2 separate regions of the Homo sapiens genome follow, and region 2 is linked to region 1. A link is an interaction called in ENCODE POLR2A ChIA-PET data of the cell type or tissue named here. Cell type or tissue: PC-3. All regions are shown on one strand. Each heading gives the region's core, and the rest is flanking DNA. Links, peaks and the distances in the headings are about the cores only. Region 1 overlaps DYNC1H1 (dynein cytoplasmic 1 heavy chain 1). Region 2 holds the start of LINC00524 (long intergenic non-protein coding RNA 524).

Region 1 (2,500 bases), core at 1-2,500:
AGTATTTAATTTGCTTTTAAGTATTTTCAGAAGGATTTTTTGTAGTTTCATTGTTTAAATATTTAAATCGTTAAATATAATGTATTTCAGCATAAAGTGAGCAGCTTGAATCTAACTTTGTTCTGGACAGTTATTTATCCAATTGTTCCAACATTGTTTACTCATTTGGAGACGGAGTCTCACTCTGTCGCCAAGGCTGGAATGCAGTGGCGCAGTCTCGGCTCACTGCAACCTCCGCCTCCTGGGTTCAAGCGATTCTTCTGCCTCAGCCTCCCTAGTAGCTGGGACTACAGGCACCCACCACCATGTCCAGCTATCTTCTTAAATATTTCAGGGTCTAGGTTCTTTAATGTAAACATGTTTTGCCACATTTTACCTTTTGACCACTTCTCTGTGTCTTAAGATATTTACGTGTACCTTCCATTTTTCTCATTGCCATAGGAGAGATTCACCCAGGATACACAACCTCACTATATCTATTCACCCCGTGAAATGACTAGGTGGGTGAGAGGCATCTTTGAAGCGCTGAGACCTCTGGAGACCCTGCCTGTTGAAGGCCTCATTCGGATTTGGGCACATGAAGCTCTGCGTCTCTTCCAAGATAGGTAAGGGAAGCCGAGGATCCAGTTGGTCCCATTCTCCCCTGCTCTGAGTTCTTACAGCTGTCGAAGCTGGGGTCTTTGCAGGGGTGGTCTGCCTAAGTTAGAGCCAGGTGGTGCCAGTGGTGGAAGGAGCAGAGTCAGCCAGGGCAGCCTCCCGTCTGGACACTGGTCACAGTTGCCCCAGGGTAACAAAGTCACAGTGCGCTGAATGCACCGGCTGGCCCACCACTGTCTGCTTACACAAGGCACTTTCATAAACCTTGTGGCTGTGAACAGGGTACTTTTTTTTTTAAAGATACATCATAGAAGTCAAAAAACGGGGCACTTTAATAAACCTTTTAAACTGTCAGGTGGGACCACAAAAGGTAGCAGCTGCCTGTGATAACCTTACCAGAGCACGGGTTCACTGCTGAGTTAAAAGGTCTCCCAACAACTGCCCAGTGTGCGTGTTCCGTAACCACCACCCCTCTTCCTGTTTCTCAGTCTGTGTTCTCATCAAAGGCTTTGCAGCTGCAGCTCTGGGGCACTGGTTTTCTCTTTTACCTGTTGCCCACTTGGATCAATTCTTGTCTTGTAAGTTTTGAGTTTTTCTAGTTAAGTGACCAATACTTAAGGGAAAAAATTGCTAACGGATGACTGATCGGCATCAACTGTGGAAGGTTTTGTGGTTTGAATTGCAGTAAGATGACTTGGCAGATGGTTCCCTCCAGACTAAGAAATGCTTAAGTGTTTGGCAGCTGTGCCTCTGGACCAGGTGTCATCCTGCAGTTTTTCCTGTCATTACTGTACAAGGAGTCTCAGAATACTGCCTAGTTGTAATCACTGGGTTTCCAACCCGAGTCCTTGGCATTCTTGGGCAACACCGGGTACATTACTGACAGCCACTGTAAGAGATGAGCAGGCAAGGCAGAGTGCAGAGTATGTTGGCTGTGGCAGCCCTGTTTTTATTTCTTATTGGAGTTCTGCTGCTTTTTAAACAGTCTTTTGTTATTGTTGCTATGTCAGCTACCTTCACTCTCCCCTTTTCAATTAAAAAAAAATTGGCTGGGCATAGTGGTTCACATCTATAATCCCAGCACTTTGGAAGGTCGAGGCAGGAGGATCATTGAGCCCAGGAGTTCAAGGCCAGCCTGACCAACATAGTGAGACCCCCATCTCTACAAAAAATAAAAAATTAGCCAGGTGTGGTGACGTGTACCTGTAGTCCCAGCTACTTGGGAGGCTGAGACAGGAAGATCGATTGAGCCTGGGAGGCTGCAGCTACAGTGAGCCATGATCGTGCCACTGCATTCCAGCCTGAGTGACAGAGCAAGACCCTGTCTCCCACAATATAGTTTTCACAGATTTCTAGTACCACAGAGAATTTTGTTTAAATTCAAATGTCGCAACAGCAGTTGTGCTTACAAATTCAGATTGGCTTCAGTAAGTATATACCTGCCTTCACTAGACCCTCACCTGGTAGCCTGCATAGGAGATCTTACAGTCAGCTTCTCAAAAGGTCCTCACACAGCAGCGCAGTCACAGTCTCGCCTGCTTGCCTTGTAGTAAGTCTTACACCTCTAAAACTACACACATCACAGTTCCCATTTCTTTTTTCTTTTTCTTTTTTTTTTTTTTTTTTTTGAGACAAGAGTCTCGCTTTGTCACCCAGGCTAGAGTGCAATGGCATGATCTCAGCTCACTGCAATCTCCGTCTCCTGGGTTCAAAGCAATTCTTGTGCCCCAGCCCCCAGAGTAGCTGGGATTACAGACATGTGCCACCACGCCTGGCTGATTTTTATATTTTTAGTAGAGACAGGGTTTCACCACATTGGCCAGGCTAGTCTTGAACTCCTGACTTAAAGTGATCCGCCTGCCTCTGCCCTCCCAGAGTGCTGGGATTACAGCTTGAGACCAGC
Region 2 (7,672 bases), core at 3,108-5,607, 610 kb before region 1:
TTCTTTTCTTTCTTTTTTTTTTTTTTTCAACAAGGAGAAGAGCTGTTGTTTCGATGTCAGAAAATTACATAAAATGGTACTCAGAGAGAAATAAAGTTTCTGAAAGTCATTTAATTATCAGTTCTCTTGGAAGCGTTTAGGCATTCCAGCCTTTCGGTTGTTGTCTGTCTAGCCAAACATTTTACCCTCAAGTTTATTAACTGTTTGATTTTATTTTATTTAACCTCTTTCTTTTAAAAGTTTCTCCAATTTAAAATACCAATATTTTAGATATTTGTATGTGTTTATTGGGCTTTCTTCATCACTGAAATAATTCATACCTCTTTTGAACCAAAGAGATGCTTGTTCTTTCACCAGCATTTTTGATCAAAGACAACCAGGAAGGAAGCATCTCCTCCCTGGGCAAAATGGAGGATCCAAAACCATTAAGAGTCTGCTGCAAGATGTCACCACTCAGACTCAGAGAGCTTCTGGCTCCTCAGGGCAGCGCCAGGCACCAGAGGCTCCGTGAAAGCCCTTGGCAGGAGAGCAGCACTCACGTTGCTCCTCCCTGCCCCCTACCTGTTTTAATCATTAGTCCTCAGTTAGGTCCAGTGTCTGAGCCCTGCCTCCAGAGTTGAGTCCCGCCTCCTACCTCACCTGAACTAACTCTGAGGTTCCAACCTGGGGGTGATTTTGCCCTCTAGGGGACATCTCACAATGTGTGGAGATGGTGGAGGTTATCAGAATAGTGGGGAGGTGGTGGGAAGAGGCAGCGTTTGAGCCACAGGGCAGTCCCACCACAAAGAATGATCTGGCCCCCAATGTCAGTAGGGTCCCTGTTGAGAAACCCTGGTCTAATTGATCAGAAATGGTGGGTGAACTTTGAACAGATAACACCAGGGAGTCGTGCAGCTCTAGGGGAATCCTCTCGGACCCTGGAGTGCCCGATAGAAGCGGCGTGCACATGGGGACTCTGCCCAGATCCGAGTCCTTTTGTCCATCATGATGTCCCAGATTCCTGCTGTCATTTTGCATAGAATTAGACTGGAACATGCAAAAATATATACAATTGTTGATACCAAGATGTCTGAATTTAGGAAGAATTCCCAAACAGAAAGATCCCTCCCCCAAAATGTATGCATATAAACTTTTAAGGATGCAGATAAAATTGCCAGATGTCTTTCAATCTGATTACCTCACATGCTGGCCTGTATCCCAGATGTGAGATCCAGAGAAACGTGATGGAATGTGTCACTGTCTTCTTTTCACATCCTCTCCCAGATTTCATTAATCTGCTGATAGGTACTCATTAAAATACTAGTATTCGCCCTGGGACACAGTTTCATGAGATTACTTCACGACCGTTACAGGACATATTACAGTAAATGAATTTTCCTTCTTTTAGCATGGTGGATTAAAAAAATACATAATTTTGTGCCCCAGTCCTCAAAGAATTAAACATTTCAGCATATCTTACGACAGGATATTGGCAACGTTTTCTGTAATGGGTCAGATAGTAAATATTTTGGGCTTTGCAGGTCACGTGGTCTCTGTCGCAACTACTCAACAGTGCTATGGCAGGACAGAAGCAGCCATAGATGATGTGTAAATGAACAAGCTTGGCTGCATTCCAATAAAACTTTATTTACAAAAACAGGCTGTGGGAAGGACTTGGCCCGCAACCCTGGTTTGCCTACCTCTGTCTTACAACATAGATTTCCTGAAAATAATGCATCTAGGCAGAAAGAATAGGGGAAAGTTCAGAGTAAGACGTTGTAAAATATCGGCAAGAGTTCTCATCGTCTTACAAGAAGTAGCCTGTGTACAACTTAATATCAATCCAAGGAGGACCAAGAGGCATGCCGAAATGAGATTTAAAGGTTAAACAGAAATCTGGAGGGAAAGGAAGAATTGCAACCACACTGGCCAATGATCTAGTGTTGTTACTCTCATTTATTTGCTAAGTTTCCCTTTCAGTTTAAAGCACGGCATTTAATTCAGACATTGTCCTTCACTCCCCATGAGCCAATGAAAGAGGAGATGCGTGGGCTGTGGAGGGGCTGAGATGCTTGTGGACACCTGGGGCAGCGGCTGTGGGCTGTGGTCTCCCGGGCTGTGCAGGTCAGGAGGTCAGGAGGTCTCTGGAGAGAGGCATCATCATGGAGCTGGGCCTGCTGGAGAAAGGAGTTGGCCACGGACACCCCAAACACCCCGATTTGATCATGACACTTTCTGTGCATGGAACCCCACATGTACCCCTTAAAATTTTACCCTGTAAAATATTATGTATCAATACAAGAGAGCACCAAAGCAATCATCCTACTAGCCACCATATGCCATCCTAGCTTCTCCACAGTAACACGTCATTTACTCCTCAGAGCGGCTCAGCGAGGTAGGGCCTGCTGATGGTCCCTTTCACAGGTGAGAACACAGAGGCCCTGGGAAGCTGAGGGGTTTGCTAGAGATCAGGAAGCCAGGACTCGGGCTTGGGTGCTGGGCTCTGGGCCTGTGTGTCTGACTTCTCCGAGGGGGTGCTGCCTTCTCCTTTCCTCTCTTTCTCCCTAACCCCCCCACACTCAGCCACTAAGTATTTTTAGAATTATTACTATTTAGGTATCATCTATAAAACATGACATTTACCATTTTAACCATGTTTTCATGTATACTCCAGTGGCATCAAGTACATTCACACCATTGTGCAACCATCCCCACCACCCATCTCCAGAGCCCCCATTCAATAGAAACCCCCCCTTCTCCCCTCCCCCAGCTCCTGGCCACCACCATCCTGCTTTCTGTCTATGAATTTGACTGCTCAGGGTGTCTAGAGTGGAGTCCTGCAGAATGAGCCCTTTTGGGTAGAGGTGATTTCATTCAGCACAATGGCCTCAAGGTTCACTGGTACTGTAGCGCGTGTCAGGGTTTCCTTCCAGTTTAAAGTAGAATCCTCTGGTTGTTTGTCCATTACTCCATGGACACCTGGGTGGCTGCCACCTGTGCCCTGGTCTCTAAGAGCTGCTGGCACTCTCGCTCCTCCCTGGTCCCTTTCCTTGCTCACCTGCCCTCCCCTGGCTCGGCTCCTCCTCCCAGGCCTCCAGCCTGCCTTCCCGGCACCCCACGCCTGCTGCCTCGGGAATCTTGCCCAAACTCCAATCTGCTTGGGCCTCTCTTACTGGTAAACCCACAAGGATCCCCACCTTCAGCAAAAAAGAGTTCCAAAGGCTCCATGTAGGAGCCCAGGCCCCTCACTGACTGCCCTGGCCAGCCTCTCCAGTGTTGCCCCAACGGAGCCCTGCCCTATGTACCTACCCTTGTTTTCCTGAAAACCACACTCTTTCCTGCCTGGAGGACACCCTTCTCACCCTGGAGAGATTACCCTTCTAGAAACAAACCAAACACACCCTCTGCAGAGGCTCTGCCAGCCGCCTTCTCCAGGCAAGGCAGGCTGCCTGCCCCCACGCTCACGGCAGCTTCCTGGCATACTTGCTGCCTCGGTTTGTGCAAAAGCAAACCTGCAAGTCGCATACTTAGGGGATGGCCCGGGAAGCCCATAAGGATGTGGGAGAACAAGACAGGGAGGGCAAGAAGGACAATCACAGACTCATCCTGGAGCACATTCAACTGTGGGACACAGGAACTCATCCCTGAGACTGCCTGGAATGTAGCTCGGAACTGTCCCAACAGCTCCTAACCTTCCGAGGTTGATGGTCCCTCCTGGTTAACTCCGTGGCCAGCAAGAGGTCCCAGGAGGCCATCACTGCACACAGCAACCATCCACCATGCCTGCATGCAGGTGGCCTCTGGGTGGAACAGAGGGATGTGGGCAAAAATCTGGGATGACCGCAAGGGCGCCAGGCACACAGTGGGTTTGCGACTGTGGTATCTGCCTCTCCCACGGGAGGCAGACCCCATCACCAATTTCTCTCTGTACCCCCAGCCCATGGCAGGTTGGAGACATCTGAAAAAGGTAGCAAATGAGTCCATGAGTGGCTGTGTGGGAATGAGATGGACTGGGTCTTGGGAGAGAGGAGGCAGGAGTGGATGTTGGAAAGACAGGCTGCTGAGAGGAGAACACAGTGGCAGGGCAGGTGAGCAGCGGCCAGGGGCTCCCTCACACACTTCACCCCAGCCCCTGCGCCAGCCTCATCTGCCTGTCTCCCACCTGACCCTTTTGCCGTTCACCTCCGTCCTCTCTCTGCTGGGTTCTCAAGGCAATCGCACCTTGCCTAGCAACTGTTGCTACCGAAAGCCAACGTCCCTGGTATTCCAACAATAAAGCACAGCGCTCCGACTACAACTCCCAGATATTATTGAAAAGAAAGGCAGGTTTATTTCAAGGCCAGGAGGGGAGAGGATCTGCGTGTTGGAGGCTGGAGCAGCAGCGCATTCGATGGCCGGCCTGACAGCATGGCGAGCAGCTTGTGCTGGTGCGTCCTCCAGAAAAAGAATGCGCGCTCTCCAGGAGGTGATGGTCCCTGTTCATAAACTCCCTGTTGCTCCCTGTTCCCATTCAGCTGGGTCAACATGTGCCTGTAAATTCCTCCCGAAAGGGAAATCATAACAGCATCAGCAGCCCCAGAAATGACAAACAACTCAAGTATGGAAAGCCAGCTGCCAAGTATTCAACAGTACTCATGTTGCACCAGAAACAAAAAAAATCAGATAAGAAAAATAAACCCAGTTGTGTGCATAGTTCCTTAAATATGTATCCCATTTTGTGGTTCCTTCCAGTCTTCGGTGTAATGAATATATCCATTGGTTAGGGGTCACGGAATGGCAGGTCCTACCAGGCTGCCTTGGATTGGCGAACTGTGATGTTCTGCTTTCTCCCTTCTCTGAAGCATGGAGCGGTGCGAGACGTTCAGAACAGACAGCCACTGACATTAATTTTCCTGCTGGCCTCCTTGCTAAATTGTTTTATGACTTGTTTGCTGTGTCTTGGTTGCCCTATTGTGTTGAGTTGATTTGGCAGTGGTTATTTAAAACATGCTTTGTCATCCTCAGGATGAGTGGAGGATCCCGGGGGTCACTTTTGCACAACAAATGGTCATTGAGCTGAAGAACTGTCAGAGTCACCACCTCCACAGTCAAGTGGCAATGGAATCCGAAGACAGGGTCAGCTCGGTACACCACGAGCCGAGATCCACGGGACGGACGGTGTGCAGGCACCAAAGCGTGGACAGGCCATGCTTTGCTTAACAGCATGGGGCTGGCCACGGCACCAGGGCCTCTGCCAGCCTCACGAGGCCCCTCCTGGCGTGGCCATAAAAGCCACAGCTGCAAACGCTGACACGGCAAGAAAAGAATATGGTGAGAAACCAGCTTTTGCCTTTGCTTCTCAGACTCCTCGGAAGATCCGAAGGGCACTTTCCCATCCCCAGGAATGAGAGGCCAGATTCCTCCATGGTCCAGTCAGGAAATGTAATCAAGCATCAACGCGGAGCCAGGATCTGTGCCTCAAACTTGAAACGTGGCCCTATCTTCAAGGGTGCTCACACTCAGATGACTTAAACCAAAAATGACACGGTGTGGCCTGCACTTGCCCATGCCATAGTCAGGAAAGCCTAGTCAAGGACAACGCAAGCCCAGAGGAAGAGGGTCTAAACCCAGCCGAGAACAGCCACCCAGAGCAGAGGCCCTCCCCTGAGAGAAAGCCACCTGCTCTCAGCCATCCCTCTTCTTTCCCTACGAGCTCCAGGAGACAGAAACCATGATGCTTAGGTAGACATCAATCTGTTATGGCAGGCACCAGAATGTTTCTTCTCCTGTGTCCCATCAGGAGTCAAAACTGATCTCAGCCTGGGCAATGTAGCAAGACCTCATCTCTACAAAAGATAAAAAGGTTAGCCGGGTGTGGTGGGGTGCGCCTGTAGTCCCAGCTACTCTGGGGGCTGGGGTGGAAGGATCGCTTGAGCCTGGGAGGTTGAGACTGCAGTGAGCCGAAATCATACCACTGCACTCCAGCCTGAGTGACAGAGCAAGCCCCTGTCTCAAAAAAAAGAAGAAGAAAAGTGATATCTCTGCTACTGAGGACAAACATCATGCACCCTTTCTTCTTAAAGAGGAGCAAATTTCCCACTTCCAAGTCCTGTTAGTGAAAGTCCCGGAGGAGCCCCAGCCTGAGCCATAGCAGGAGAGTCGCAGAGAGATGAAAGGGTCTGTCCCCAGCCCACTGTGGCCTCCAGAGGTAGCATCTTCTGCTCAGCAGCAGAACAAACATTTCCATGGAGCAGCTAAGTTGAAAAGCCCCCAGGAGGCAAGGGTAGGAGTTACAAGAAACCAGAAAGTCTACGGCAAGGTCAGGGTGACTCGGGTGGGGTTTCTCTTGCTTCCCCTTTCAATAGCATTCATGAAGTGGCTGAAAGTCTTCATCTTGTTATTAGCTTTGCTTTCTGGCCTCGTTTATCTCTAATTGTTTTCCTAAGCCTTGAAGAGGAAATTCTGTTTTCTTTCTGGTCCTGCTTACATTTAAATCCACTTAAGTTTCTGTCTGTGGCTTTCTTCTCAAAAGGGCCACCGGCTCCCTGGGGGACAAGCATCCTCCTTATAAAGTTGAAGGGAACTGGGAAGATCTTGAAAGACTTCTCTATTGTTCATGCAGACAAGTTGTGGGAATTTATTTCTGTGGGTCTGTTTCCTCTTTGTTCAGGGGGCCCCATTCTTCTCCAATTATCTGCCTATACCAGAGAGTATTTTCAGAATCTGTGCAGGATGTTTTAGACTGAATAAGGACAAGCATTGAGGGAGGTTGATATTTTGCTAATAATAACAGTGGAAAAAGGTACCATTTCTGAAGCACCTACTGTGTGCTGGAACCTTCTGTGTGCATCACATTTTAACCCTCTCAACTCTCCAGGAATGTATTATGACACCTACTCTATAGATTCAAAAACTGAAGGGCAGAGATGTAAAGAACTTGCCAGAGTTACCAGCAGTGAGAGAACCAGGGGTCAAACCCAAGATTGACCCAAGCTCCTGCTGACCCCACGATTTCACGTGGCGCCCAGTGAAACTGTAAGCAAAGCACCACTCCACAAATGCCTCACTCATCTCCACACCCACCTGACACAGTCATTGGATTTTAGGACACGCATCCTTCTTTCAAAGTTCAGGAATGTTCACAAGCAAGTCAAAATTCATTTTGAAAGCTCCTTTGACTTGACCGAAGACGCCCCAAGATGTCACCAAAAGCCAAGGATGGGAAGCCCTGTTCTATCAAGGTGCTGAAACCCAGTCCTGGGGAGTGTTTGACTTGGGAAGTAGGCTGCCCTCCTTCTGCTCACCGTGGGCAGGGACCAGAGAGAGGGTCTGGGATTCAATACGAGCCTGATGGGGGTTCTGCCATGGGGTGTTGGACGGGGGCGTTCGACAAACCAGTGCAGGCTCAAACCCTGCTCCTCTTGCCCCCAGCCCCAAGAGTCACCGAGAAAACAAACACAGTAAGTCTTTCTTAAACCTCCCACCAAGCAAGGGTGCAAAGGAAGACCATGGGCCTCAGCGTGAATGCCCACGCACCACAGCTCTTGGCATGGGTCCCCCTGCCTGCCACATGTTACCACCACTCGCTTTGAAGAACAGCGTGTTCATCAGCACTCACGAGGCTTAACAGCCACAGTTTAACCTAGTAATGCCCAGCCCCCACAGCAGGCTAGTCATCATGGTCAGTGAGAAACAGCCAGACTTTTCACGCAGA

The links. ChIA-PET counts read pairs that join two places held together with the same protein. Peaks named below come from ENCODE experiments on the same cell type or tissue, not always from the same donor. Only the 100,000 strongest peaks of a DNase experiment are listed, where the experiment ranks them.
Region 2: POLR2A ChIA-PET joins it to region 1 with 9 read pairs; 1 of 35 experiments calls an interaction of 5 or more read pairs at or near these places.

What each region holds. Positions count from the first base shown.
Region 1 is chr14:102,019,452-102,021,951 of GRCh38, forward strand. DYNC1H1 (dynein cytoplasmic 1 heavy chain 1) reads left to right here. Exons shown (of 78, transcript NM_001376.5): 42 at 442-605. Among named protein-coding and RNA genes, the nearest start is that of DYNC1H1, 56 kb to the left of the region's middle. In PC-3, for the core only: no CTCF peak of the experiment used is centred there; a DNase peak (open chromatin) is centred at 1,260; H3K27ac peaks cover 1,906 bases.
Region 2 is chr14:101,404,072-101,411,743 of GRCh38, forward strand. It overlaps LINC00524 (long intergenic non-protein coding RNA 524), which reads right to left and starts at 3,851. Exons shown (of 2, transcript NR_126006.1): 1 at 3,672-3,851; 2 at 1,916-2,153. RefSeq lists enhancers at 3,471-4,192, 4,193-4,916, 4,917-5,638. In PC-3, for the core only: no CTCF peak of the experiment used is centred there; a DNase peak (open chromatin) is centred at 4,580; H3K27ac peaks cover 1,092 bases.